Regions from separate parts of the Homo sapiens genome. Here region 1 is linked to region 2. Evidence: read pairs that join two places in POLR2A ChIA-PET (ENCODE). Cell type or tissue: PC-9. All regions are shown on one strand. Each heading gives the region's core, and the rest is flanking DNA. Links, peaks and the distances in the headings are about the cores only. Region 1 holds the start of LOC124904933 (a long non-coding RNA gene). Region 2 has its middle 55 kb from the start of ZNF217.

Region 1 (15,178 bases), core at 5,619-9,618, 84 kb after region 2:
AAGCGATTCCCCTGCCTCAGCCTCCGGAGTACCTGGGATTACAAGCATGTGCCACCACGCCAGGCTAATTTTGCATTTTTGGTAGAGACGGGGTTTCTCCATGTTCGTCAGGCTGGTCTCGAAGTCCCAACCTCAGGTGATCCGCCCACCTTGGCCTCCCAAAGTGCTGGGATTGCAGGCGTGAGCCACCGCGCCCTGCCTAATGCTAACTCTATTTTAAGGGGGCATCTGTTTCCTGCTGGGATCCTCACTGGCAAACTCAAATGCCCACCAGGGCAGGATACGGGTAAAGTGGTCGAAGTGTAATGCAATAGGGAGGGGTGGTGACTGGTGAACTGGAGAGCCCTGAAATGGGCACCTGCTACTATAGGCTCCAGCTGCTGGTGCCCTTTGAGAGTATGATTCTAGCATTAATTTTTCCTTTTTTTTTTTTTGAGATGGAGTCTCGCTCTGTCACCCTGGCTAGAGTGCAGTGGTGTGATCTCGGCTCACTGCAACCTCCGCCTCTTGGGTTCAAGTGAGTCTCCTCTACCATTAACTTTTCTAATTAAAAAAATTTTTAAACTTTTTCTAATTTTTTCTATGTAAGCTGAAAGTATACATTTTATTAGAAGAACTTTCCACATTTATAAAAACATTCTCTGGGCCAAAGAGCATGTGCTTGAATTTGACCTGTGGCTGACACTGCTATAAGGGCAACAGCCCTGGTAGTCAGAGAATGAGTTAAACTATGATAATATTAAGTATTGTCACCTTGTGCAGACACAGCATGCATTATTTCATTTAATCGTTAGGACAATATCAACTTGAGGGAGGTTATATTGCTATTATATAGATGAGATCCCTATTATATAGTTAAGAAAACTTTTTTTTTTTTTGAGATGGAGTTTCCCTCTGTTGCCCAGGCTGGAATACAGTGGTGCAATCTCGGCTCACTGCAACCTTTGCCTCCTGGGTTCAAGTGATTCTCCTGCCTCAGCCTCCCGAGTAGCTGGAATTCCAGGCACCCCCCTGCCACACCCAGGTAATTTTTGACTGGGTTTCACCATGTTGGCCAGGCTGGTCTCGAACTCCTGACCTCAAGTGATCCCCCGCCTTGGCCTCCCAAAGTGCTGGGATTACAGGTGTGCGCCACCACGCAAGGTGAGAAAACTCTTTAAACAGTTTCAAGGAGGTTAAATGCTTCAACTAAGGTTGCCTCTGGATAAGAATCCCCAGTAGGATTCTGGAGCCTGGGAACTTCAGCTGAGACTCTCTGCTACCTTCTTGGCTGAGTTCTTGAGTGGGGCACTGGGCTTCGGACTGTGATCATCTCCCTGCCTGCTGCACAGACAAAATCAATCCACTCAGACCATGGCACGACAATAAAGAAAGAGTTTAATTAATCCAAGTCCAGCTATGCCATGCGGGAGATGGAGTTACTACTCAAATCAGTCTCCCTGAAGGCTTGGAGCTTAGGGTTTTTCTGGACAATTTGATGGGCAGGGGGCTAGGGAATAACTGCTGCTGATTCGTTGGGGAAGCAATCATAGGGGTGTGCAGAACTTGCTGTTGGGTGGAGCCATAGGACCAGTTGAGCCATGAGTCACGAGTCCTCTTGGGTTCAATCTGAACAAAAATCTAAAAAAAAAAAAAAAAAAAAAAAACACTGGGTGCGGTGGCTTATGCCTGTAATCCCAACACTTTGGGAGGCTGAAGCAGGTGGATCAGTTGAGGTCAGGAGTTGGAGACCAGCCTGGCCAACATGATGAATCCTTGTCTCTACTAAAAACACAAAAATTAGCCAGGCGTGGTGGTGGGTGCCTGTAATCCCAGCTACTTGGGATGCTGAGGCACGAGAATTGCTTGACCCTGGGAGGCGGAGGTTGCAGTGAGTTGAGATTGCGCCATTGCACTCCAGCCTGGGGGACAGAGACTCTGTCTCACAAAACAAAACAAAACAAAACAAAACAAAACAAAACAAAACAAAACAAGTGCAGTTTTGTTGCATGGATATATTGCATAATGGTGAAGTCTGGACTTGTGGTGTAGCCATAACCTGAATAATGTACATTAAACTTATTAATTTTTTTAATAATTTTTTTTAGAGACAGGGTCTTGCCATGTTGCCCAGGCTGGTCTCCAACTCCTAGGATCAAGTGATCCTCCCACCTCAGCCTCCCAAGGTGCTGGAATTACAGGCGCGAGCACCATGCCTGAACACATTAAACTCATTAAATAATTTATCATCTCTCATCGCCCCCACTCCCCTCACCCATCTGAGCCCCCAGTCTATTATGCCACACTCTGTGTCCATATTTATTTATTTATTTAGAGGCAGAATCTAGTTATGTTGCCCAGGCTGGACTCAGACTCTTGGACTCAAGCCATCCTCCTGCCTCAGCCTCCTGAGTAGCTGGGACTACAGACGTGAGCCACCTCACGCAGCATAAGAAAACCCCAATTTTGTTTCAAGTGAGAAAATATTCAGACCCAAAGAATTAGGATTGGTCTAAGTATGAGGTGACAAGCATGGAGAAGAAAAGTCAACCTGTGAACAAGGGTAGAGCAGAGAAGGAGATCAGGTCTATACCACATGGTTCCTTCAGTCTTCTTGCCGTGTGAGGTAATGAAAGGTGTTTCTTGCTTAAGCTATTGTTAGTCGGATAAGCAGTGAATTCCTGCTGCAAGGATTCCTAACTGCAACATATGCAATGGAGTTATATTAGATAAGGAGAAAAAAAATAATAGGAGAAGACAGAGGGCAGATAGAAGAAAGTAATTAAAACCAGCAGTCAGGCATTTTGGAATTCAGACCTCATTATTTTCATTTTCCAGATGAGAAAACTAAGGTTCCAGAGAAATGAACATAACTTGTTCAACATCTTAAAACTAGTCACCAGCAGACCTGGAATTCAAACCCAGATCTATTGGATACCAAAGACTGGTTTGAACAACTATATGTAATGCTTTGTATTGGGGTGTGTGTGTGTGTGTGTGTGTATGTGTGTGTAAGGGAGAGAGTGAGAGCTAGAGAGAGAGAGAGAGGGAGAACTAATGGTCACTGTTTGCTATGTGTCTGGTTATGTGCTTTACACTTTTGGCATATTGCTTTTCATTCTTAAATACAGCTTCAAATTTAGTTGTCATCTTCCTCATAATTTTATAAGAAAACGGAAATTCAAAAAGTTGAGTGACTTTAATAATTGAATATTGCCCAAAAGAAAAAAGGAAATTCTCTATGCCACCTGAGGTAGATCTAAAGAATTTTTCCCATCTCTATGTGCAGTGTATCTTTGTAGACCCTCCCATGAAGAAGTGGGGTCACTTTTTTTTTTTTTTTGAGACAGTGTCTCGCTCTGTCACCCAGGTTGGAGTGCAGTGGCACGATCTCGGCTCACTGCAAGCTCTGCCTCCCAGGTTCATGCCATTCTCCTGCCTCAGCCTCCTGAGTAGCTGGGACTACAGGCACCCACCACCACGCCCAGCTAATTTTTTGTATTTTTAGTAGAGACGGGGTTTCTCCATGTTGGCCAGGCTGGTCTTGAACTCCCGACCTCAGGTGATCTGCCCGCCTCAGCCTCCCAAAGTGCTGGGATTACAGCCATGAGCCACTGCGCCCAGCCAGAGTCACTTTTTTACCCTTTGAATCTGGGCTGAGCCATGTGATTTGTTTTGGCCAATATGTCATTAGCAAATGTTGGGGGAAACAGAGGCTTCCAAAGTACTTGTAAGCAGTACTTTGCTCTTTGGGAATTTTTACTGTCAAAGTAAGCTCTGCCGGGCGTGGTGGCTCACGCCTGTAATCCCAGCACTTTGGGAGGCCGAGGTGGGTGGATCACTCGAGGTCAGGAGTTCAAGACCGGCCTGGCCAACATGGTGAAACCCCATCTCTACCAAAAATACAAAAATTAGCTGGGCATGGTGGCAGGTGCCTGTAATCCCAACTACTTGGGAGAATGAGGCAGGAGAATCCCTTGAGCCCAGGAAGCGGAGGTTGCAGTGAGCTGAGATTGCATCACTGCACTCCAGCATAAGTGACAAAGTGAGACCCTGTCTCAAAAAAAAAGTACTTGTACCTTGGGGTTTGCCTTCTTACTTCTCCTGGGAACCCTATAACTTCATGTGAAGGAGCTAGCCTGTTGGATGATGACGTCCAGACATGTGACCCAGTTGCTCTTGTTACCCAGGTGATGGCCCCCAACCTCCACACATAGACAGGAAGCCGTCTTAGGATCATCTAGCCACCAGCTGACCACAGACACCTGGGAATACCCAGCAGTGATCATATGAGCTGGCCCAGAAAGGAAGAACCTCTCAGCCCACCTATAAAGTCACGAGCTAAACAAATGGTTGTTTTTAGCCACTAAATGTTGGAGTGGTTTGTTATGTGGCATAACTAATGGATACACTGACTTTCACTATATCAGACAAATATTGCAAATAATTGAGTGAAATGGATAGATATTGAGAATGTTTAATGTAAAGGTTTAAGTTAAATCTATCTTTTATGCAAAATACATGCCCATGTTCTGTTCCCTTTTTCTTTTTCTTTTTTTTTTTTTTGAGATAGAGTCTCGGTCTGCCAGGCTGGAGTGCGGTGGTGCGATCTCGGCTCACTGCAACCTCTGCCTCCCGGGCTCAAGCGATTTTCCTGCCTCAGCCTCCCAAGTAGCTGGGACTACAGGCACATGCCACCATGCCCGGCTAATTTTTGTATTTTTAGTAGACACAGGGTTTCACCATGTTGGTCAGGCTGGTCTCGAACTCCTGACCTCGTGATCCACCCGCCTCAGCCTCCCAAAGTGCTGGGATTATAGGCGTGAGCCACCACACCCGGCCAAACATAACTCTTCTTATAGTTATAATGATTCCGTGAAATAGGTCCTACTACCTCCCTCTTTTTTGTTGTAGTTGATTTTTAATTTTTAAGAGATGAGGTCTCACCATGTTGCCCAGGCTGGACTTGAACTCCCAGGCTCAAGCAATCCTCCCACCTAAACCTCAGGTGATCTGCCTGCCTCGGCCTCCCAAAATGCTGGGATTGCAGGCGTGAGCTACCTCGCCCAGCCTGTTCCCTTTTTCATTAGTGATAAGATCCTTGGCCATTAAAAGTTGTCAGTGAAGAAATATAGTGTCCCAGTGACGAGGAGTATGAAAAATACATTCTATTTTCACATCTTAAATGTCATTAAGATGTTGAAAGTGTTAAATATCAAATTCAAACTCAACTAGGTTTGACCAGCTTGTCCCAGTTTGTCTGGGATTTTTACATTTTAGTACTGAAAGTCCTGTGTCCAAGGAAACCCCTCAGTCCAGGAAAAACTGGGACAGTTGCTCACTGCTATGTTTTGTTTTGTTTTGTTTAAATCAGCCTACATCATGCTTTGATCTGCTGCAGTTTGAACACATTCCCTTTAAAATTTATATGTAGGAGGCCGGGCGCAGTGGCTCATGCCTGTAATCCCAGCACTTTGGGAGGCCAAGGTGGGTGGATCATGAGGTCAGGAGTTTTAGACCAGCGTGGCCAAGATAGTGAAACCCCGTCTCTATTAAAAATACAAAAATTAGCCAGGCATGGTGGCAGGCGCCTTTAACCCCAGCTACTTGGGAGGCTGAGGCAGGAGAATCGCTTGAACCCAGGAGATGAATGTTGCAGTGAGCCGAGATCACGCCACTGCACTCTAGCCTGGGCGACAGAGCGAGACTCCATCTAAAAAAAAATATGTGTGTGTGTGTGTGTGTGTGTGCGCGTATATATGTATATATGTGTGTATATATGTATATATATGTATATATGTGTGTTCATATATGTGTGTGTGTGTATATATATATAATATGTAGGAACTTAATCCCTAAATGATAGTATTAAGAGCTGGGGCCCTTGGGAGGTGATTAGGCCGTGAGGACTCTGCCCTTGTGGATGGAATTAGTGCCCTTATAGAAGGGCTTGAGGAGGAGAGTTTTTCTCTCCTACTCTTCTGCCATGTGAGGACCCTGTGTTCATTCCATTTAGGGGACGCAACAGCAATGCTCCATTTTGGAAGCACAGGAAGTCCTTACTAGACAATCAGTCTGCTGGTGCCTTGATCTTGGACATCCCAGCCTCCAGAACTGTGAAAAATACATTTCAATTATTTATAAATTACCTGGTCTGTGGCATTTTATCGTAGAGCAGGAATGGACTGACAAAGGCACCTGAAGCTCAACTTTAGTGTTAGTTCCAGCAGGGAGGAATCTTGCAAATTCTTATTGATATATGACAATAGATATTTAGAAGCTAAGAAGCTGAGTATTTTCTCACACGTTTAGGTGTAAGTTACAAATTAGTCCTGCTTTTGATACACAGCTACTTCATGAGTTTGCCCTAACTGCTCCCAGATAAGTCATATTCCTTTGAGAAGTCCCAATTGGCAAAAGTTCTTTTTTTTAAATGCCTCTTGTAAAAATTATCAATTTTTTAAAAAATGCCTCTTGTAAAAACCATCGACACAATTTCTTTTTTTTTTTTTCAGACGGAGTTTCACGCTTGTCACCCAGACTGGAGTGTAGTGGTGTGATCTCGACTCACTGCAACCTCCCCCTTCCGGGTTCAAGCAATTCTCCTGCTTCAGCCTCCTGAGTAGCTGGGTTTACAGGCACCTGCCACCATGCCCAGCTAAGTTTTGTATTTTTAGTAGAGACGGGGTTTCACCATGTTGGCCAGGTTGGTCTTGAACTTTTGATCTAGGTGATCCACCCACCTTGCCCTCCCAAAGTGCTGGGATTACAGGTATGAGCCACCCCTCCTGGCCAAGATTCTTGAATGTGTGATTAGTATTTATGGAAACTGACCCTGTATATAATAATCTTCTGCCTTCCTTACCTGCAAGTCATGAATTATATTTATGAACTGAATGTAAGAAAAATCTATGTGTCATTTATTCATTCACTCATTCATTCATCTCTCTATCCAACAATATTATTAAGTGCCCAGTAGATGCTATGTACTGTGCTAAGAGATGAAGATAAATAAAATGGTGAGCAAAAATGGACACTGTTGACCGGGCTCCTTGGCTCACACCTATAATCCCAGCATTTTGGGAGGCCGAGGCAGGCGGATTGCCTGAGGTCAGGAGTTTGAGACCAGTCTGACCAACATGGAGAAACCCCGCCCTACTTGGTCATCAATCCTTGACATTCCTTGCAGCTAGTTCACTCCAATGTCTTCTTCTGTTGTCACATGGCTTTCTCCCTGTGGATCTGTGTCTTCTTATAAGGGCACCAGTCCCATTGGATTAGGAACCCATCCTATAGTATTGGTACACTCTACTGAAAATACAAAAGTTAGCCTCGCGTGGTGGCACATGCCTGTAATCCCAGCTACTTGGGAGGCTGAGGCAAGAGAATCGCTTGAACCTGGAAGGCGGAGGTTGCGGTGAGCCGAGATTGCGCCATTGCACTCCAGCCTGGGCAACAAGAGTGAAACTCCATCTCAAAAAAAAAAAAAAAATAGACACTGTTCTTGCCTTCCAGGAATTTTTAGTGTTGTGGAGTAGAAGACAGTCATCCAACAAGCAGATAAATGCAAAGCTACACCCATGACAAGACTAGCAAACAAGAAGTGGTGTTATAAAATTTTGTGGAATTAAAGGAATTTGACTTTGTTGGGGGGCAGAGTCATTTAAGAAAGGCGTCCCCTTCGGACAAGGGAGCCAAGATCTAGAGGTGAAATGAGAATAGAGGTTGGAGTGAGGAAGGGGAAAATATTCCAAGCAGGGGGAAATGTAAAACATTTGAGCAAAATCCTGTGGCAAGAGGCAACCTGGACCATTTGAAACAGGGCTGTGCGCATAGAATCAAAAAATAGGGCAAAGGGTGACAGAAGAGAAAGCCAGAGTGGGAGACATGGGCCTAGCTGAAGAGCATCTCAAAGCCTGTCATGAGTTGGAATGTGTCCCTCCAAAAAGATGAAGTAGAGCCCTATCTGCCAGTATTTCTGAGTAGGACCTTATTTGGAAACAGGGTCATTGCACATGTAATTAGTGAAGATGCGGTCATACCGTAGAGTGGGTTCCTAATCCAATGGGACTGGTGTTCTTATATGAAGACACAGATCACCAGGAGCGGTGGCTCACGCCTATAATCCCAGCACTTTGGGAGGCCGAGGCGGCAGATCACGAGGTCAGGAGATTGAGACCATCCTGGCTAACACGATGAAACCCCATTTCTACTAAAAATACAAAAAATTAGCCAGGCGTGGTGGCGGGCGCCTGTAATCCCATCTGCTCGGGAGGCTGAGGCAGGAGAATGGCGTGAACCTGGGAGGCGGAGCTTGCAGTGAGCCGACATCACGCCACTGCACTCCAGCCTGGGGGACAGATTGAGACTCCGCTTCAAAAAAAAAAAGAAGACACAGATCCACAGGGAGAAGGCCATGTAACAACAGAGGAATACATTAGAGTGAACCAGCTGCGAAGAATGTCAAGGATCGATTGCCAAGTAGGTCGAGGCAAGGAAAGAGTCTCCCCTCCAGAAGAAGGTGGCTCTCCCGACACCTTGATTCTGGACTTCTAGCCCCCAGAACTGTTAGGAAATAAATTTCTGTTGTTTTAAGTCACCCAGTTTGTTGTACTTGGCTATGACATCTGTAGGAAATTAACACAAAGGCCACAGTAGGATTTTGGTCTTTGTCCCAAGAGCAGCAAGGAAGCATGGCAAGAATTTAAACAAGGAAGGGAGAGCGGAGGATGTTGGTCTGGCTAAGGTGGGGATATGGAAGGGAAGGAAACAAGAGTGTGTGCAAGGCAGACCAGTTAAGAGGCTTGGGCGAGGGGGACTGCTTAGGAGGCTGCAGGGAGATGAGTTAGCAGTTGATGTGGTTGTCCGGGAGAGAGATGACAGAAGCTTGGAATAGGTGTTAAGGGTAAAGATGAAGCTGAATGAAAGGATTTTGGATCCCTATGGTGAGTGAGATACAGAGCCATGTCAACAATGACTTCAAGGCTTTGGGCTCACTCAACTGGATGGATGGGGGCGCCAATCACTGAGCAAGTGATCCTCAGGGAAGATCAGACTCCACTTAGCACAAGGTCTCTCAGCCAGCAGAATGAGTTTCAATGTTCTTAAAGCAAACACACCCCAAAGAAAATTTCCTTTTGAATTGTAATAAATACACTCTGCAATGCCTTCTGTTTTTACAGAATAATATTTCTGGGAGACCGGTACACATAAGCACTTGGAAGTTGATCTCTTTCTTATTAATAATTGCCTGATAATTCATTGTGTGGATATAAGATAATTTAACCAATCTATTTATGTATTTAGCTTGTTTCCAGATTTTAAATTATTTCATTGCAAGTTTTTAAAAATTTTCTAGCTTCATCCATTAAAAGAAATACTTTTACATTGTTAACTACTATATACACATACGACACACAAATACACACACACACAGCAAAAAGTTTCACAAAATAGTACTTATCCTACCTATATGTCATTCTATTCTATTCTATTCTAATTCCATTCCAACTAAAAGTAATAGCCATGACCCACTAAATTGATCTTACCACCTACTGACAGGTCACAACCTGCAGTTTGAAAAACACTTTCAATGCATATTTATTCAATGAAAAGGGACAAGTAGGCCAGGCGCAGTGGCTCATGCCTGTAATCCCAGCACTTTAGAAGGCCAAGGTGGGAGGATCACTTGAGGTCAGGAGTTTGAGACCAGCCTGGCTAACGTGGTGAAACGTCATCTCTACTAAAAATACAAAAATTAGCCGGGCGTGGTGGCAGGTACCTGTAATCCCAGTTACTCGGGAGGCAGAGGCAGGAGAATCACTTGAACCCGGGAGGTGGAGGTTGCAGTGAACTGAGATTGTGCCACTGCACTCCAGCCTGGGCAACAAGAGCAATACTTCGCCTCAAAAAAAAAAAAAAAAAAAAAAAAGGAAAAGTACTTATTTATACTCCAATACTGTTCTGAACATTTTGTAAGTAATAACTTAATAATCCTTACAATGACAGTGTGCCAGTGGGCTAAGAATTATTATCTCTCCGTTTTCCAGATGATGAAACTGAGACACAGAGAGGTAGACAAGTTACCCAAGGTCACATGCTAGTATGTCGGAGAGCTGTGCTTAAACCCCGGCGGTCTGGCTGCAGTTTATGCTCTTAATCATCAGCCTATGGTATTTCCTTTAGCCTTAGGAATTGATGTGAGACTAACCAGGTATTTAGCAATGCACAGCTCTAAATAGCCTCTCCAGTATTTCAAACCACGGCAGGGCAGGTTCCTTTACAAGATAGTCAAACAGGACATAAGTGTATTACTCTGCTATTTATATACCTCCATGGCTCTAGAAGGCAAACAAAGACTCCTGAAATTTAATAATCTCCTCCAGAAACTTAGCTTCAGCAACACACACACACATTCTCTCTCTCTGTGTCTCTCTCTCTCTCTCTCTCTGTCTCTCTCCAAAAGCCCCAAACCTTCAAGCTCCCAAATAATCAATGATGACCACTCTCAGTGCTGGACTGAACGATAATATTACAGTCACTTCTTATTCAGAGGTAGTGCTCAACTTCCCCATTATTTATTGATTTTCCCCCAAAGTTATCAAGTTCTAAAGCCTAATTATTGGTGTAATAGCTGAGATGTTAAGAGAATTGTAAGCCCCTTTAGCTAATGCATGGCATATGTTGAAGGGATTCAGCTAATTCACATATCTGTCTGCACTATTAATAGAGAAGGTTACATGCCAATTATCCAGGCTTCAATCAGCCTGTTTGGATACAATAGAGGCAGTGTTCACACACTTGATGTGCCACATTCCTTCCCGACATCAGAAGCAGCTGGTCCAGATAAAGACCGCTGGGGTTTTGATATTTAGGAATCACGTCCACGGAAGAGCTGGAGTTGAGACTTGATTGCTTCATGGACAAATTCCCTGCAGGTATCTTTAACCTGGACTCTTTTGAAAAATGCCTAGTAGGTTTGCAGTTCACTGGGCTTTACACTTTTCCTGCTCAGACTTGTTGGGTGGGTGGGTGGGTGGAGGTGCTGAGGAAGAGGAGAAAGACAAAGGAGCAAATAGCTCCAAGGACAAAGCAGGGAATAATAGGAACGGGCAAATGGATTCCAATAAAATAAAGAACCCGCACACATTCTTGTGCCCAGTTTTAGAACCAAACAGGCTAAGACATTTTCCTCCTAAGAGCTCAACTTCGTGTGTTGAAAAATAGGTGGATGGATAAATATCTCTGTATATTTCACCTGCATTCTTTTCTTTTTATTTTTTTCCCCTTTCATTTCTTTTTTTCCTCTGATTCAGAAGCTGGACTGGAAGTGTTGTAATATCATCAGAAAATGCTGCTTCCGGTGGTATTTTTAACCAGGAACAGAAGCTGAAGTGTCTGAAACCACCGGAGAAAGCCCCTGCTCTCCTGAGAGCTGTTCTCTAATTTTGCTGGCAGAGAGCATTGGATCAGTGATCAGAAAGTTAAAATGGCAGATGTTGGGGCTTCTAGGGGGAGGGGAGGCAGATACCTGATACTCTCCGGCATTTGTTTTTTTATCCTTCCCCTTACCTTCCTTTCTCGGATCACAATATCCTTCCCCTTACCTTCCTTTCTCAGATCACAAAACAGAGCTGGCGTCCACTTTTCTAAGGTCACACAGCCAAATGCTGGCACAACAGTAAACAAACAAACAAACAAAAAACAACCATCCCCAGGACCTGCCTCTCAGGCTGCATCCTGACCCTCCTGACATTTCTCAAATACAGCAGCAGACCTCAATACTTTTTACAAAAATCACCAAAAGCTAATCAACAACAGGCAGATAGCCCATGTCAGCCGTTGTTTCATGTGCTATTTCAGCTCCGTGTGTATTTTTTCACCCTCCCAGATGAAAATACAGTAATTAACTCCATACAGAGGGGGGATGGAGGGAGGAAACTCCCTTTTTTTTTTCCCTTCCCCTAGACTTGAAAAGAAATTCTGGCAGATAATTTGGCTGAACATGAAAAGGGAGAGGCTGCTTACAGCCGCCCAGATAAAGTGCTAGGTTGGTGAGGCTTTGCGGGCTAAGTTGGTTATTTCACGCCATGAAAAGCAGACATTTATCTGTTCCCATGGAGATGTGATTTCTACTAGTCAATCAGGCACTGGGGAGGTCAGACAATAGCCAGTGGTTCCCTTTTTCATCTCAAGAGACAGTCCATTCCTGTTCTATTGTAACATTTCACCTACATTTAAAGGAATCTAAATGATCTCTCCGAAATACCTGCAGACGCAGCCATTATATTTTCAAGTGATCAAAATTAGCAGACATTCCAGCTGCCTCAGAGGTAGACGGGGCGTGCCCCCCACCCCCCAGTTTCAGATCATAGGTTGTTCCAGCACCATCCTTATTTGGATAATTTTGGCTTCCACACTTGATCCTTCCCTCCTGAATAAAATAATAAGGTCATAAATTACATGTTAAAATTTGGGGAGTGGGCAGAGGACTTCAAACAGAACATCGCGGGAGCAAGAGAACGCTGCCCAGAAGAGAGCAAAGCCCAGAACTACTGCAAGTTTGATAAACTGTAAACTTTGTTCCCGGTCACAGGACTGGGAACCGCCTGAAAACTGCACATGCAGAAATGATTAGGGCTGTTATTTGATCTTCAGTGTTTGCTATCAATCCCAGAAAGCAGATCATGTCTATTTGCCAAATATGTTTATTTCAGTAGGTGAATTGCAGTGTAAGCACCTAGAAACTAGGATTCACATAAGGACTTTGAAAATGATCTCCGAAGTGTCTCTTTTTCCCGCATCATTTTCACACATGCCTAAGGCAGAAGAAAACGTAACGGGGGTGGGGGGCCTTCTTCGAGCTAATTGAGAAGCAAGAGGCTATTTCCATGGGATCCCATTTGAAAACGCTGTCTGAGAGGCTTTTCCAACTCTCAGAGCATATTTGAGACGCAGACTGTCAAATGTGACTTACACAGAAGGCCGTTCACAGGATGGCAGCGTAACAGAAAACAGCAGACAGGCAAGGCCATTAAGTAACTTCATGCTTGTTAATGGGAGTCACTCAAGTGCAGCTCAACTGCGCAAGGCAGGAAAGTAAACACAAATACGACTCCTGGTTTGCCACAAGCCCGGCCTCTGTAGTGAGAGAGCTGTGACTGCGTTTCCAGCTCCTTGAAGGCAGAGAGACTCCTGCCTTTCGGGGCGGGCGGGCTGGAACAAAGACACCAACGGGGCCACCTCGGAAAGTCTTTTTGAGCAGTTTCAGCAAATAGCATTTAAGGGAAGGGAAAAAAACTCCAATGTACTCAATAAGGTACAGTATAATATCCCATTATTGAGGAGCCAAAAAGCAGGGATTTACCGCAAACGTTTTTGGGAGCTCGATTTCTCTGGAAAGACAGGGCACGCATTTCTCATGTATCGTGGGCCAGTATTTGACCATTTCCTGTGACCATTTCTTTACATAATTTTCTCAGTTTAGTTTTTAAAAATTAAAATAGAAGTCATACCTAATCTCTTTAAAACGTTCAAACAGTATAAAATTAAGGTAAAGGAGTTGAAGTTCCTCATTCCTTTTGCTCACTCCCACGCAGCTCATGATCTCACCAGAGATAGCTAATAACTACTTTTTAACAGTGTGAAACATATTTTCCAGACGTTTTCCATAAAATGCACATATACAAATACACATGCTTTGTTTTAAATACACCACTGGTATCATATTTATAGACACTGTTATACAACTTGCTTTTTTCACTTTGAGTATCGATCATGGACAATTTCCAATGTAGGTATTTTTCTAGTGAGCTATAAATTTTGGGGAACCATGTCATACATGCTCCTGGGGAAAATTCAAATTATAGGGCTTGTGGGGAAGGGTGGGTCTCCCTCCTCCCCCGCAGACAATGACTATTAGCAGTTTGTAGTGTCTCATGCCAGAAATAGTCCACGCATAGATCAGCATATATGCATATCGAACGCTCACACCTTTCTTTGTCTTTACACAAGTATCTTTCAGCTTGCATTTTCCACTTAAATCTCTTGGACAGCACTCTGTGTTAGAAAAACTTGATGTTTTAAGTGGTGGCATAGTATTTCTTTAAATGGTATTCCTTAATGTATTTCACTTGCCCTTTTTCACAGACTTTTTGGTGGCTTTCAGTGTTTGCTTCTACAAACAGTGCTACAATAAGTAGTCTGGTGTGTACCCAGTGATTCTCTGCTCAAACACACTCACTCCTTTCTGAAAGCGACTCCTATTACACCACACCTGTCCTAAAGTTGCTGTAATCCAAAGAAAAATGGATCGAATTAACTTTTTTTTTAAAACGAGGGTTTTAAGCAGAACATTATTAACCCATTAAAAATCTGTGATAATAAACTCGTGCCCTTTCCTGTGGTTTTTAGTCTCTCCTTCAGCTTGAGAGTAAGAGATTCATGAAAATGAAAAGAAAAAGTCTATCCCATCCTCACCTCCTCATCCCCTATCAGCCATGTCAAGATCACTACATAGCATCCCATGCCTGCTTATTACAAATGCATACTTCACACTGAGTAATTCCTTTCCATCTACTCCTTTCATCTTGGGCTCAGAGAAAGATCGCAGCTCACGCTTACAACTTAGGTGCAGACTTCTGCTCTTTTTTTGTGTGCAGGAGTAAAGCCACTGGGGATTTAGAACAAAGTGTGTCCTTGGAAAGAAGTGGGTAGAATTTTGTGTGTGCAGTAGGTGGGGGAGGGAACCCCCTCCCGAGGGAGGAGTTCGATTTCATTATACAGTTGGAAACCCGGTGAAATCATGTATACGACTGGATCTTTTCGCTCAGCGAGTGAGGTCTTTTTGTTCTTTGTCTTGCAGTGTGTACAGCAAATTTCTGTTGTGCCTGGGAAGAAGGAAATTTGAGTTAAAGAGGAGGCCCGCTCCATATGCCTTGTCACAAGTACACTCACTGAAACATTAATTCACGAAGAGATTGCAACAAGACCAAAACGAAAGAGGAACAGGGCCTGACAATGTTCAGAGAAGGAAAACCGAAGAAGTAACCATCCCCAAGTTAAAAATGACGTGGGGATGAAAAAATAGGTTGCCTGTTGTATTTGTCATTGAAATGCACAATCTTGTTTACTGTTTATCTTGAGACTCTGGGAGCTCTCCTGCTGCTTAGGAAAAAAGAGGCAAAGGTTTAGGAAGAAA
Region 2 (15,178 bases), core at 6,407-10,406:
CTCAGATGATCCACCCGCCTCGGTCTCCCAGAGTGCTGGGATTACAGGCGTGAGCCACTATGCTTGGCCACAAAATGACTTTCTGTAGGTCTCTGCCAACAAAGAGAATCAACTTTCATCTATTCCTAAAATAAAAGCACCTTGGAGAAGGAAAAACGAGAAAAAATGAGCAGTTATGGGCTGGGTGCATTGGTTCACGCCTGTAATCCCAGCACTTTGGGAGGCCGAAGAAGGTGGATCACAAGGTCAGGAGCTTAAGACCAGCCTGACCAATATGGTGAAACCCTGTCTCTACTAAAAATATTTAAAAATTAGCCAGGTGTGGTAGTGTGTGCCTGTAATCCCAGTTACTCGGGAGACAGGCAGGAGAATCGCTTGACCCCAGGAGGCGGAGGTTGCAGCGAGCCGAGATCGAGCCACTGCACTCCAGCCTGGGCGACAGAGCAAGACTCTGTCTCAAAAAAAAAAAAGAGCAGTTATGTTGAAAGGACAGAACTTGGAAGGGCAGCTTGTTGAAATATAAAAGGAGGGTATTTTAGGGCAGTGAAACTATTCTGTATGATACTGTAATGGTAGATACATGTCACTATGCATTTGTCAAAACTCATAGTCCTGTACAACACAAAGAGTGAACTGTAATGTAAACTATAAACGTTAATTAGTAATAATGTATTACTATTCGTTCATCAAGTGTATCAAATGGACCACATCAATGCAGGATGTTACTAATAGGGGGAATTGTACAGATGGAAGGAGGGAGTTGGAGAAGAGGGCATATGAGAACTTGTCACACCGTCTGGTCAATTTTCTGTAAACTAAAACTCCTCTAAAAAAATAAAGTCTGGGTCGGGCGTGGTGGCTCATGCCTGTAATCCTAGCACTTTGGGAGGCTGAGGCGGGCAGATTACCTGAGGTCAGGAGTTCGAGACCAGACTGGCCAAAATGGTGAAACCCCGTCTCTACTAAAAATACAAAAAAATTAGCTAGGCCTAGTGGCACACGTCTGTAGTCCCAGCTACTCAGGAGGCTGAGGTATGATAATTGCTTGAACCCAGGAGGCAGAGGTTGCAGTGAGCCGAGATCATGCCATTGCACTCCAGCCTGGGTGACAAAAGCAAAACGCCCTCTCAAAAATAAATAAATAAATAAAGTCTGTTAATTTAAAAATAAATAAATGCTTAAAAGGCACTCTGTCTAATGAGTACAAAAATTGGAAGGAAAATGACCCTTCACTTCACTGTTGCATGAACAGGAAATGGAAATGTTTTTGGGCATATGTATCTCTTGGGAGAGTGAGGTGGAAAACAATACCAGCCACCATTCTTTAATTTGGATTGATCCACTGTTCTTGATTTTGAATAGCAGGTGGCTTTGCTGTGGTGTTATTGTTGTTGCTCTTTTTTTGTTTGTTTGTTTGAGACAGAGTCTTGCTCTGTCGCCTAGGCTGGAGCATAGTGGCGCGATCTCGACTCACTACAACCTCCGCCTCCCGGGTTCAAGCGATTCTCCTACTGGGATTACAAGCACATGACACCATGCCCGGTTAATTTTTGTACTTTTAGTAGAGACAGGATTTCACCATGTTGGTCAGGCTGGTCTCGAACTCCTGACCTCGTGAACCACCCACCTTGGCCTCCCAAAGTGCTGGGATTATAGGCGTGAGTCACTGTGCCCGAACGTTGCTCTTTAATGTTAGTATTTTGTTATCCCAAAGAAAGCTCTCAGACCACGGAGACTCTTAAAAGACAATATCAAATGTTTCAACAACTGACAAACCTCAGACTTCCTGTATTTCTGTAAGTTGCAGTTTTCCCTTCCTTCTTCTTCTAATTTGTTAATATCTCTGGGGCCACAGGCTCTCTCTCTCTCACACAGGTCTCTAACTAGATCAGTGGATCAAAGGTGAGGCTTTGCTAAGTAATCAGGGTAATTTCACCGGTGTAGCAAGCTATTAAAAACAGACCTGCAGGGTTTTTCAAGGACAACCAAGGTATTGATTTGGCAACCAAAAACTCCTGTAGTGCAAGCAATAATACACCAGGGCCAGTGTTTCCAACACCGTCACAACTCCTCCCCCTCCCTGTCCCTAGTGACATTACAAAAGGCACAGCTAAGGCCGATACTCCAGCTCCTATGCCCCTGCTCCTGTCTTCAAAAGGAACGTCACTGTTATAAATTAGACAAGGGAAGAAAAACCTCATTTCTTTGATGATTTTTTTAAAGAGCTTTGTTTTCCCACGCATAATTGTTCTTCCTATTCATTATGCCTTTATGTAGACTTTGCTTTTTCCTTTAAAGAATACACTTCTTATGTAATTTGTTTTGCATTTCTGGAATGAGGAACTTTTCTGCTCATATTGTTGTTAAAATCTAGACAACACGCCCGTGTGATAGATCACCCTGAGCCTTGGAAGGAAATGATTCACCACAATACTGTAACTGAAAGTCGTCTAACACCAGGGCTGGAAGGCAGGCTATGAACCGCTGCATTACCTGCGTGCAGCAGCAATGGGAGGCAGCCAGAGGTTCCCTCGGCCTGCCTAGCTCACTTCAGCTTTGTTCCTGTTCTGTTTCCTCCGTCCGAGTAGCAGGATGCTGGAAATTCATCCTCCATTTTTAAGTTTTAAAAGAAACCCAAAAATTGTGATTTTTTTTTTTTTTTTGACACCGAGTTTTGCTCTTGTCACCCAGGCTGAAGTGCAATGGCACGATCTTGGCTCACTGCAACTTCTGCCTCCCAGGTTCAAGGGATTCTCCTGCCTTAGCCTCCTGAGTAGCTGGGATTCCAGGTGCCCAGCATATGCCCAGCTAATTTTTGTATTTTTAGTAGACTCAGTGTTTCACCATCTTGGTCAGGCTGGTCTTGAACTCCTGACCTCAGGTGATCTGCCCATCTCAGCCTCCCAAAATGTTGGGATTACAGGGGTGAGCCACTGCACCCAGCTGGGATTTTTAATAAGCCACATCTGCCCAAATGGGCCTTTCCAGGCTACTGTCTTATAATTTTGCACTTAAATTTGTATTTAAACCACACATTAATGCACTGTATGGAAAAAGTGAACACCAAACATACCTATTACTAATAAAAAGATTTCAAACAATAAAGCCAAAAGAGCAGAGAAACTAAAAATAAAAAATATGTATTTTATTTTCCTCTGCATGTTTTTGGTGAAGGCAGATCATAGATTACGCCCATGTCAGAAACAATGCAATTTTATAATTCTTATGAAAAATGGGCCAGGCGCAATGGCTCATACCTGTAATCCCAGCACCTTTGAGAGGCCTAAGTGGGTGGATCACCTGAGGTAGGGAGTTGGAGACCAGCCTGACCAACATGGAGAAACCCCGTCTCTACTAAAAATACAAAATTAGCTGGGCATGGTGGTGCATGCCCGTAATCCCAGCTACTAGGGAGGCCGAGGCAGGAGAATTGCTTGAACCCAGGAGGCAGAGGTTGCAGTGAGCCGAGATCGCTGGTTGTGGTGGTGTGCACCTGTAGTCCCAACTAGTCTGGAGGCTGTGGTGGAAGAATCTCTTGAGCCTGGGAGGTTGACGCTGCAGTGAGCCAAGATTGTCACCGAACTCCAGCCTGGGCAACAAAGCAAGACCTTGTCTCCAGAAAAACAAAAACAACAACAAAAAAAACTAATTAATATTTCAGTAAAATTTAGGTATAAATTTGGCAAGAATATAGTTCTTCACTTTTTTTCACTATGCTGCTCTTTTCTAAAATCAATTGATGAAATTTAAAAATTCGAGTGAATGTGTGTATGAAAACTGAATTAATCTGATATTTTCTTATATAAATTTGATTTCCATGATTACAGCTGAAATTGAGTTTAAGCTAACACAAATATTCAGGTGGTTTCCCTCCCTCCCTCTGTCCCTCCCTCTTTCTCTTTCTTTCTCCCTTTCTTTCTTTCTTCTTTCTTTCGACAGGATCTCTCTCTGTCGCCCAGGCTGGGTGTGGTGGCGGGTGCCTGTAATCCCAGCTGCTGGGGAGGCTGAGGCATGAGAATCACTTGAGCCTGGGAGGCAGAGGTTGCAGTGAGCCGACATCAGGCCACAGCACTCCAGCCTGGGCAACAGAATGAGACTATGTCTCAAAAGAATAAATAAAATGAAATGAAATGATGATAATAATAATAATAATAGTGCTAGTCTTAAGAGTGGGCTGTGCGGCTGGGCGCAGTGTAACCCCAGCATTTTGGGAGGCTGAGATGGGTAGATCACCTGAGGCCAAGAATTCAAGACCAGCCTGGCCAACATGATGAAACCCGTCTCTACTAAAAATACAAAAATTATCCAGGCATGGTGGCGCGCACCTGTAATCCCAGCTACTTAGAGACTGAGGCAGGAGAATCACTTGAACCCAGGAGGCAAAGGTTGCTGTGAGCCAAAGATCATGCCACTGCACTTCAGCCTGGGCGACAGAGCAAGACTCTGTCTCAAAAAAAAAAAGAGTGGGCTGTGACAGATGGATGACAATCCATTGAAAGCAGGTCTCAGCCATCTAGGTCAATCTGGGCAGCTGCTTATTTCTGTAAATAAAGTTTTATTGGAACACAGTTGAGCCTACTCATTTACATATTGGCAATGGCCTCTGTTCTACTTCCGGTTAAGACAAAGCCTCTAGCGCTCAAAGCCTAAAACAGGTATTAGCTGATGCTTTGCAGAATGTTTACTGACCCCTAATCTAAAGTATTTAGTACAGTTACTCGCATCTGGAAGATACCTGCTATTTATATGTTAAGTAAACTCAAAGGCAAAGATCAGCTTCTGTTTATCATTCTTCCTTTCCCTGGGTTCAGCAAAGGCCTTGCACATGTAGTGTGTGCTTTGTGAAATATGAAGTTAACATAATTCATGACAATAAAATATAATTGTCATGATATAGCATTCAGAGAAAGTTGATAAGTAATAAAACTTTGGGCACAGTTTCAATTTAAAATAATCCCAATCTACTTTTTCAGTATTCCGTAATTTCAGTTAGAGTGCAAATAATTATGTAATATTGGAATGCCATTCAACTGGCTTGTATTTATGTGAAGAGAAGTTGGTCAATGTGAAAGGAAACCAACATTACCATCTTTTTTTTTTGAAGCTGTAATGATCATAAAATGTAAATGCATTCTGCAAACTTCAAATAATGTGTTTTAATGGCCTAAACCCCTGGTAAAGTTAGCTTTTAGAGCAGACACAAAATAAAATTGGGTCCTGAATACTGGTTGGTGCATCATGGGGTAGAGGCAGAGGAAGAAAGAGGGGAGAGGCCAGGCGCAGTGGCTCACGCCTATAATCCCAGCACTTTGGGAGGCTGAGGCAGGCAGATCACTTGAGGTCAGGAGTTTCGAGGCCAGCCTGGCCAAAATGGTGAAACCCTGTCTCTACAGGAAAAAAAAAAATTTAGCTGGGCATGATGGCAAGTGCCTGTAATCCCAGATACGCGGGAGACTGAGGCAGGAGAATCGCTTGAACCTGGGAGGCAGAGGTTGCAGTGAGCTGAGATGGGACCACCGCACTCCAGCCTGGGTGACAGAGCGAGACGCCATCTCAAAAAAAAAATAAAAGAAAAAAAAAGAAGAAAGAGGGCAGAAAAAGAATGGAGCGAGATATCATTAGCTCACCACTCCAGCTGAAAATCAGTTCAAAGTAGAGCTCTGTGCCATACCAGTCCCCAGCGTGGGCACTTCTAATTACAGTCAATGAGCATTTTGTTTGTAAGGGAGAATTTTTTTTTTTTTTTTTAATAGGGACAGGGTCTCACTCTCTCGCCCAGGCTGGAGTGCAGCAGCATGATCATAGCTCTGCAGCCTTGAACTCCTGGGCTCAGTTGATCCTCCTGCCTTAGATTCCTGAGTAGCTGGGACTACTGGGACTACAGGTGCAGGTGTGAGCCACCACTCCTGGCCTTGGGGAGAATGTTAACTTCTAAGTAGAACTTAACCAGAGGCAACACTCAAGAATTCCCAAGAGCAGCAGGCATAGTGGCTCCCCCATGCCAGCATTTTGGGAGGCTGAGGCCAAGGATCCCTTCAGCCCAGGAGTTCCAGATGAGCCTGGGCAACGTAAGGAGACCTCATCTCTCTCTCTCTCTCTCTCTCTCTCCCTCTCTTTTTTTTTTTTTTTTTTTTTTGAGACAGGGTCTCACTCTGTTGCCCAGGTTTGGAGTACAGTGGCACGGTCTCGGCTCACTGCAGCCTCAACCTCTTGGGTTCATTGCCTCAGCCTCCCGAGTAGCTGGGATTACAGGTGTGCACCACCATGACCAGCTAATTTTTGTATTTTTAGTAGAGACAGGCTTTCACCAGCTTGGCCAAGCTGGTCTGGAACTCCTGACCTCAAGTGACCCGTCTGCCTTGGTCTCCCAAAGTGCTGGGATTACAGGTATGAGCCACTGCGCCTGGCCATGGATTTATTATTATTATTTTTTACTTTTTTATACAAAGACAGTAACCCCAAGAGGACAGAAACCTGCTCACAGCTGTATTTGGCACCTAATATGACATCTCGGAGGTATTCGAGGCTAATTTGTTGAAAAGTATGAAAGCAGGTTCTGTTTTTTTGGCTCTGTTGCCCAGGCTGGAGTGCAGTGGCGTAATCTTGGCTCACTGGAACCTCTGTCTCCCAGGCTCAAGTGATCCTCCCACTTCAACCACCCCAGTAGCTGGGACTATAGGCATGTGCCACCACAACTGGCTAATTTTTTATTTTTTGGTAGAGATGGGGGTCTTGCTGTGTAGTCCAAGCTGGTCTCAAATTCCTGGGTTCAAGTGATCCGCCCATCTCAGCCACCCAGAGTGCTGGGATTATAGTTATGAGCAACCGTGCCCTGTTAGCGGGTTATGTTCTAACCCCTGACAATGAACATTTTCCCTGCTCTCCTGGAGTGTATGTTTTAGTCAAGAAAGGCTGAAAGCGATCAAGAGAGCAAACAAGTTCATTATTAATAATCGTGATAATTGCTCTGAAGGAAACGGGGCCTAAGGTCAGAAAACCAGAATCATAATTTTTGTTCTTGACCCAGGGCCAGGCACAATATTTCGACGATGCCAAAAACTCAGTGATTTACATAAATTATACATATATATACGATTTTTTTCTTTTTCTTCTGTCACCCAGGCTGGAGTTGCAGTGGTGCGATCATAGCTCACTGCAGCCTAGAACTCCAGGGCTCAAGTGATCCTCCCACTTCAGCCTCCTGAGTAGCTAAGACCACAGGGGTGCACCACCACACCTGGCTAATTATTAATTAATTAATTATTTCAATGTTTTATTTAAAAAATTATTTATATAGAGATGGGGTCTCACTGTGTTGCCCAGACTGGTCTCAACCTCCAGGGTTGAAGCCATCCTCCCACCTCAGCCTCCCAAAGCGCTGATATTACAAGCATAAGCCACTGCACTGGGCCTATATAAATAATACTTTAGGCTGGGCACAGTGGCTCACGCCTGTAAGCCCAGCACTTTGGGAGGCCGAGGCGGGCGGATCACCTGAGGTCGGGAGTTTGAGACCAGCCTGACCAACATGAGGAAACCCCATTTCTGCTAAAAATACAAAATTAGCCGGGCATGGTGGTGCATGCCTGTAATCCCAGCTACTCGGGAGGCTGAGGCAGAAGAATCACTTGAACCCAGGAGGCAGAGGTTGCGGTGAGCTGAGATCGTGCCATTGCACTCCAGCCTGGGCAACAAGACCAAAACTCCATGTCAAAAAAAAAAAAAAAATTAGCTGGGCATGGTGGCATGCCCCTGTAGTCCCAGCTACTCGGGAGACTGAGGCAGGAAAATCGCTTGAACCTGGGAGGCGAAGGTTGTGGTGAGCCGAGATTGAGCCACTGCATTCCAGCCTGGGCAACACAGCAAGACTCTGACTCAAAAAAAAATAATAGGCCAGGCATGGTGGCTCACACCTGTAGTCCCCGCATTTTGGGAGGCCGAGGTGGGCGGATCTCTTGAGGTCAGGAGTTTGAGACCACCCTGGCCCTCATAGTGAAACCCCGTTTCTACTAAAAATGGAAAAATTAGCCAGGCGTGGTGGTACACGCTTGTAGTCCCAGCTACTCAAGAGGCGGAGGCAGGAGAATTGCTTGAACCTGGGAGGCAGAGGTTGCAGTGAGCCAAGATCACTTCACTGCACTCCAGCCTGGGTGACACAGCAAGACTTCATCTCAAAAAGAAAAATAAAAAAAATCAAAATAGGCCGGGCAACATGGCTCACGCCTGTAATCCCAACACTTTGAGAGGCTGAGGCGGGCAGATCACAAGGTCAGGAGTTCGAGACCAGCCTAACCAACATGGTGAAACTCCGGATCTACTAAAAATACAAAAAAAAATGACAGGCATGGTGGTGCGTGCCTGTAATCCCAGCTACTCAAGAGGCTGAGGCAGGAGAATCACTTGAACCCAGGAGATGGAGGTTGCAGTGAGCCGAGATTGCATCACTGCACTCCAGCCTGGGCAATAGAGTGAGACTGTGTCTCAAAAAAAAAAAAAAATCAAAATAAATGCAAACAGCCCATGATGAACAAAATATCAAACTTTTATATAATGACAGAACTGATATTAGGGTAAGGATGGCAAGGTGAGCCCTGCAATAGTTTCTCTGCTCCCGTTGCTTAATCTGCAAAATGGGATAAAATGGGATTGTATCTACCTTTTTTTGTTTTTGAGACGGAGTCTCCCTCTGTTGCCCAGGTTGGAGTGCAGTGGCAAGATCTTGGCTCACTGCAACCTCCGCCTACCGGGTTCAAGCGATTCTCCTGCCTTAGCCTCCTGAGTAGCTGGAATTACAGGCGCCTGTCACCACGCCCGGCTAATATTTTTGTATTTTTAGTAGAGACAGGGTTTCACAATGTTGGTCAGGCTTGTCTCGAACTCCTGACCTCAGATAATCCACCCGCCTGGGCCTTCCAAGGTGTGGGATTACAGGCATGAGCCACCGTGCCTGGCCTAGTATCTGCCTGTTTTTGTTTTTGTTTTTTTTTTTCTTTTTGAGACAGAGTCTTGCTCTGTCGCCCAGGCTGGAGAGCAGTGGCGTGATCTTGGCTCACTGCAACCTCAGCCTCCCAGGTTCAAGCAATTCTCCGGCCTCAGCCTCCCGAATAGCTGGGACTCCAGGCACGTGCCACCATGCCTGGCTAATTTTTTGTGTTTTTAGTAGAGACCGTGTTTCATCATGTTAGCCAGGATGGTTTCAATCTCCTGACCTCGTGATCTGCCTGCCTTGGCCTCCCAGAGTGCTGGGATTACAGGCATGAGCCACTGCGCCCAGCTTAGTATCTGCCTTTTAAGGCTTTATGAGGATTTGTCCAGAACTTCACACAGGAAGAGCTCAATACATGCTTATTACTCTTTTATTATTTTCATCAATATTATTAATCCTACGGTTGTGTACCACAGAACAAATATTTAAGCAATAACATCAAAATTTCAGAAAACTAAATGGGCTAGTTACTGTATTTTGTCGAACCTAAAACGTCACCATTTGTGAGATTTTCCATTATTTTATTTACTTATTTATTTATTCTGTAGAGTTGGGGTCTCTGTCACTATATTGGCCAGGCTGGTCTCGAGCTCCTGGGCTCAAGCGATCCTCCTATCTTGACCCTTCAAAGTGCTGGGATTACAGGCATAAACCACTGCATCTGGGCATGTTCCATTATTTTACGGACTATTAAATAAATGTTTTCAAATAATAGCAAGATGCCATTGACTGCAAAATACATATTGATTTTAGTTATATTAAAATGTAAAAACTAAAGTGCACTTTAGAATTGATAAAATATAATATTTGGGCCGGGTGCAGTGGCTCATGCCTGTAATCCCAGCACTTTGGGAGGCCAAGGTGGGCGGATCACTTGAGGTCAGGAGTTGGAGACGAGCCTGGCCAACACCCCGTCTCTACTAAAAATACAAAAATCAGCTGGACATGGCGGCTGAGCGCTTGTAATCCCAGCTAATTGGGAGGCTGAGGCAGAAGAATAGCTTCAACCCGGGAGGCGGAGGTTGCAGTCAGCTGAGATCCCACCAGGGCACTCCAGCATGGGCGACACAGTGAGACTCCGTCTCAAAAAAAAAAAAAAGAATATTCTGAGAATAAGTCTACATATTGGGTGCAGCATGCACTGGGGTGACGGGTGCACTAAAATCACAGAAGTCACCACTAAAGAGTTTATGTAACCCCAAAACCACCTGTACCCCAAAAGTTATTGAAATAAAAGTTTAAAAAATTAAGCTATTATAGGCCGGGCACGATGGCTCATGCCTGTAATCCCAGCACTTTGGGAGGCCAACGCGGGCAGATCACCTGAGGTCGGGAGTTTGAGACCAGCCTGACCAACATGGAGAAACCCCATCTCCACTAAAAAAATACAAAATTAGCCGGGGGTGGTGGCACATGCGTATAATCCCGGCTACTCCGGAGGCTGAGGCAGGAGAATCACGTGAACACGGGAGGCGGAGGTTGCGGTGAGCCAAGATCGCACCATTGCACTCCAGCCTGGGCAATAAGAGCAAAACTCCATTGCAAAAGAAAAAATTTTTTTAAAAAAATTAAGCTATTATCATTACATATGTTTATTATACTCTTTGCACATAAAAGTTTATACATTTTCGGCCGGGCGCGGTGGCTCACACCTGTAATCCCAGCACTTTGGGAGGCCGAGGTGGGCGGATCACAAGGTCAAGAGATCAAGACCATCCTGGCCAACATGATGAAACCCCGTCTCTATTAAAAGTACAAAAATTAGCTGGGCATAGTGGCACACGCCTGTAATCCCAGCTACTAGGGAGGCTGAGGCAGGAGAATCGCTTGAACCCGCGAGGCAGAGGTTGCAGTGAGCCGGGATTGTGCCACTGCACTCCAGCCTGGCGACAGGGCGGGACTCCATCTCAAAAAAAAAAAAAAAAAAGTTTATACATTTTCTAACTTTTATTGTACATTTCATTTTATCAACATAAAATTAACCTTTGGTTACTAAAAAAAATATATTGATAGATGGCAAGCATGCTTCCAAACGGATTGGACTTGTTGTAGTCAATTGATGTTTATGATTTAAAAAAAAAAAAGAAAACAAAACCTGTTCATTTAAACAATCATTATTATTTCCAGGTATTTTATGAGGAAGGGGCTTACACAGACATTTCTGTAACTAATAAATTATTTTTCTGCTTCTTTAGAGTTAATTATTCACAGTTACTTTGCGTAGTTACATGAGTTAGCTCTTCCCAACATTAGTAGTATTTGTTTTGTTTTGTTTTGTTTTTGGAAAATTTTCATCTAAATCACCGTGGGATATAATCACCATTCCACATGTTGCTTTGTTCAGTTGTACAGTACCTACCTTAGCCTCTGTAAAATTTGGTAAATATCACTGCTTTCTGGTTAAGTTCTGTGGAAGAAGGCAGAAAAAAAAATTACACCTCCCATGTCCCTTGTTGAATTAAGAGTACACAGACTTCTCTTTCCCCTTTTTTAAAATAAGTATCGTGGCAGTTGAAAACAGGTGCTAATTCAGTTCATTCACGATATGAGAAAGATCAATGTACATTTGAAACTCTCTTCAGAGCAGAAAATTGTTAAGAGTTGCGCAAAACAGAAAGCAGGTCCTTTTCTAAATATAGCAACGTCATATGACCCCACTGGTCTTTGTACTCAGAGAATTAAGGTATTAGACACATTGCTCCACGGATGCAGCATATAATTACTCTGGGGAAGAGGGACTATGACCAACGAGCACAGATATTAATATAAATATTGGGCTTGTGTCTGTCCTTTTTGATCTAAGGAAATAGACTTTTGAATGTTGCTGGGACATCCCCACATGACAGCTTGTCAACTGTGTAAACTTTCCCACTGCACACAGAAAACAGTTCTTCCATCTCTTTGGTTTTATTTTTATACCCCTTTTCACAGCAGTCAATGTTTAAACACTTTTCAAACAGTAGACTTTTTTTTGTCTATTTCCTTCTTTAACTGTGAGGTCTCAAACTGATGCTAATTCAGTTTTGTTGGTTATCATGATCATTTATGATACTAGATAGTTCTCAATTTAGGTCCCCTGTAATTAATCTCTGTGAACGTGGTGTTTTGTTTGTTTTGTTTGGTAACAACTCTTTACAGGGTAATTTGGACATGTATCCTTAAAGCTTTTAGTGCTTTTTAATTTTTTTAGTCTTTATTTTTAAAGACCATTTCAAGTTTACTGTGTATCTGGGAGAAATTAAAGATTAAATTGGGAGTGCAATGTTCAAGAGCTATCACTGCATTTAAATGTGTTTATCTGCAAGCTAAAATTCTTAACACCACCATTCTATTTTGCAGGAGGTAAGTCTTTCCAGCCAAGCAAGGGTTTGCAAAGCCGAGGTTAGTCAGTAAGGGCCGATACATATTAAAATTGAGAAAAGGCCTGTCCAAGCTTGGGGAAAAGCAGCTGTTCTCACACTGCTATCAGCATTTATCAAGGGGGAAATTTTTGTGTTAGCCCTCTGGGCCCACGGGAGGGAAGGAGTAGAAGGAAGTAACTATGATAGTTGCATATTTGAAGGAAGCAGAGGCCTCAGCTGGTTGCTAAAAAATCAATTTAAAAAATAAATGATGGAGCTCAGGCATACGGCAAGTTGTGGACTGAGAATTTGGTTTCAGGATTAGGGTGTTTCTACTTGGAAATTTACCATCCAGTTCCCTGGACCTGTCTTGGGGCATTTTTGTTGTTGTTGTTGTTGTTGTTTTGTTTTGATTTTTTTTGAGACAGGGTCTCACTGTCTCCCAGGCTGGAGTGCAGTGGCGCGATCTTGGCTCACTGCAACCTCTACCTCCCTGGTTCAAGTGATTCTCGTACCTCAGCCGCCCAAGTAGCTGGGATTACAAGTATGGGCCAGCACATCCGGCTAACGTTTGTATTTTTAGTAGAGATGGGGTTTCACCATGTTGGCCAGATTGGTCTCAAACTCCTGACCTCAGGTGATCAGCCTGCCTCCACCTCCTAAACTGCTGGGATTATAGGCGTGAGCCACCGCCCCGACTTTGGATTGAGGATACTCATTGATTAGTTTCAGATGTCCCTTATGAAATCAATTTCTTCATAAACCTTTTACTCCATATTGTCTTTTACAAAAAAGAGTACATTTCTGTACTATTATATACTTAAAATTATTTGTTAAACTATGTATTTTTGACAAATAAATCCAAAGACTCCAAATTTTAAAAAATAACCCCTCTTTTCAAAACAGCCTTCCCAAAGTTAAATTAAAAGTTGAGTTGGGGCTGGGCACAATGGCTCGCGCCTGTAATCCTAGCACTTTGGGAGGCCAAGGACAGCGGATCACGAGGTCAGGAGTTCAAGACCAGCCTGGCCAATATGGTGAAACCCCGTCTCTACTAAAAATACAAAAATTAGCTGGGCATGGCGGCGTGTGCCTGTAGTCCCAGCTACTTGGGAGGCTGAGGCAGAAGAATCACTTGAACCTGGGAGGCGGAGGTTGCAGTGAGCCAAGATCGTGCCACTGCACCACTCTAGCCTGGGCAACCAGAGTGAAACTCCATCTCAAAAAAAAAAAAAAAAAGTTGAGTTGGTCTCTATGACCTTTGCTTGTCTTTAAAAACAAAAAAATTAAACAAACTGCTTTTCTGGAATGTCCCTTGCAAAACGATAAATTATAACTTTATCAACTTCCCTAGAGGCCTTCAAAACAAAAGGAAAAAGTTAAATTAAGTTCAATCACTCTATTAGTTCATTCTAAAAGGTAACATTCCCCGAAATATATTTTTGTTCAGAGTACAACATTTAGAGAGCCGCGGGGTGGGATGAGGTGGTTCAGGCCTGTAATCCCAGCACTTTGGGAGGCTGAGGCCAGCGGATCACCTAAGGTCAGGAGTTCGAGACCAGCCTGGCCAACATGAAGAAACCCTGTCCCTACTAAAAATACAAAAATTAGCCGGGTGTGGTAGCATGCACCTGTAATCCCAGCTACTTGGGAGGCTGAAGCAGGAAAATTGCTTGAACCCAGGAGGCAGAGGTTGCAGTGAGCCGAGATTGTGTCACTGCACTCCAGCCTGGGCGACCGAGGCTCCATCTCAAAATAACTAATTAAGTAATAAAAAAACCCTCAAAATAAATATATAAGTAATAAAGAACCGCGAACGCAGCTTTCCTTTTTGAATGCTGAGTGAGGATCCCTGGCCAGAGGGAAACTTGGGCAGATACCAGTCACGATTCACCAGGAGCGCTCCGGATTCAGGGTTTTACTTCCTTAATTACAGAACCGAAACTGGCTAAGTGTTGACTGATCAAGAGTTAAGAGTTTCGAAGTTAAGGAAGCAGTAAACTCATTTCCAAGAGTTGTCTTCCCAAACTACTCCTTCTCCTAATACGTGTAGGATTTTCCTAGTCTAAGACAGAGGTCTCTCTCTCTCTGTCTCTTGCTCTCTTTCTTTCCCTTTAATAACCCCAAGTATTTGATAGTTCATTAATATGAAAGAGAGTTTTGTAGTTTCCTTAATAAAATGTTGAGCACCTCCAGAAGGGAGAGAATTTCCCCCAATAACATTATCTATGGACATTTTCTGCCTTTTTGTGAAACCTCCCTGAAGCTTAGCCCTGCCTTCATTTCTGATTAATCACTTGGGCTCACAAGATAATTCAGGAATCACACTCCACCAGCAGTGAACTATCTTTAGGAGATGAATTGATTAAAACTCACTGTTTGATGACTTGGGTTTGATACGGTTCAGCATTTTTCGAATACAATTAGAGATATTTAAATCTTTCCAATAAAAGGAGAAGGTGGATTTTTTAAAAATCCACCATATGTCTCTAAATCATTTTCATTTTATCTAAAGAATGGGGAATTTAACATCTCCAGAAATATCTGGCTTCCTTTTTTTTTTTTTTTTAATGTAGTCAGTAGGTCAAAAAAAAAAAAACCCACATGTAATAGGAAGTGAACATATTATACACGTTTTAAAAATTTGTTCATATATATATCATTTAAACCTGAGTCCTCTAAACTTTGTTCCTATAGAATTTTCACTGTATATTTTCACACATATATATTTTTATATGTTTATCCATACGTAAATACTTACACACAGTGAGGTTATTGAGAAAGTAGTCTTGGAATCCAGATACTAAAACCACAACACTTTAGAATTGGAAACCATACAATTTTGTTTATT

Evidence for each region. ChIA-PET counts read pairs that join two places held together with the same protein. Peaks named below come from ENCODE experiments on the same cell type or tissue, not always from the same donor. Only the 100,000 strongest peaks of a DNase experiment are listed, where the experiment ranks them.
Region 1: POLR2A ChIA-PET joins it to region 2 with 7 read pairs; 15 of 35 experiments call an interaction of 5 or more read pairs at or near these places.

The regions. Positions count from the first base shown.
Region 1 is chr20:53,725,562-53,740,739 of GRCh38, forward strand. It overlaps LOC124904933 (a long non-coding RNA gene), which reads left to right and starts at 11,202. Exons shown (of 2, transcript XR_007067660.1): 1 at 11,202-13,297; 2 at 14,843-15,178. RefSeq lists enhancers at 1-776, 2,991-3,491, 3,892-3,941, 4,222-4,321, 10,021-10,926 and 2 more and silencers at 8,555-8,755, 15,009-15,178. In PC-9, for the core only: no CTCF peak of the experiment used is centred there; no DNase peak of the experiment used is centred there; H3K27ac peaks cover 1,235 bases.
Region 2 is chr20:53,640,878-53,656,055 of GRCh38, forward strand. No RefSeq gene overlaps it. Among named protein-coding and RNA genes, the nearest start is that of ZNF217, 55 kb to the left of the region's middle. RefSeq lists enhancers at 2,402-2,451, 2,492-2,541, 12,325-12,374, 14,147-14,266. In PC-9, for the core only: no CTCF peak of the experiment used is centred there; no DNase peak of the experiment used is centred there.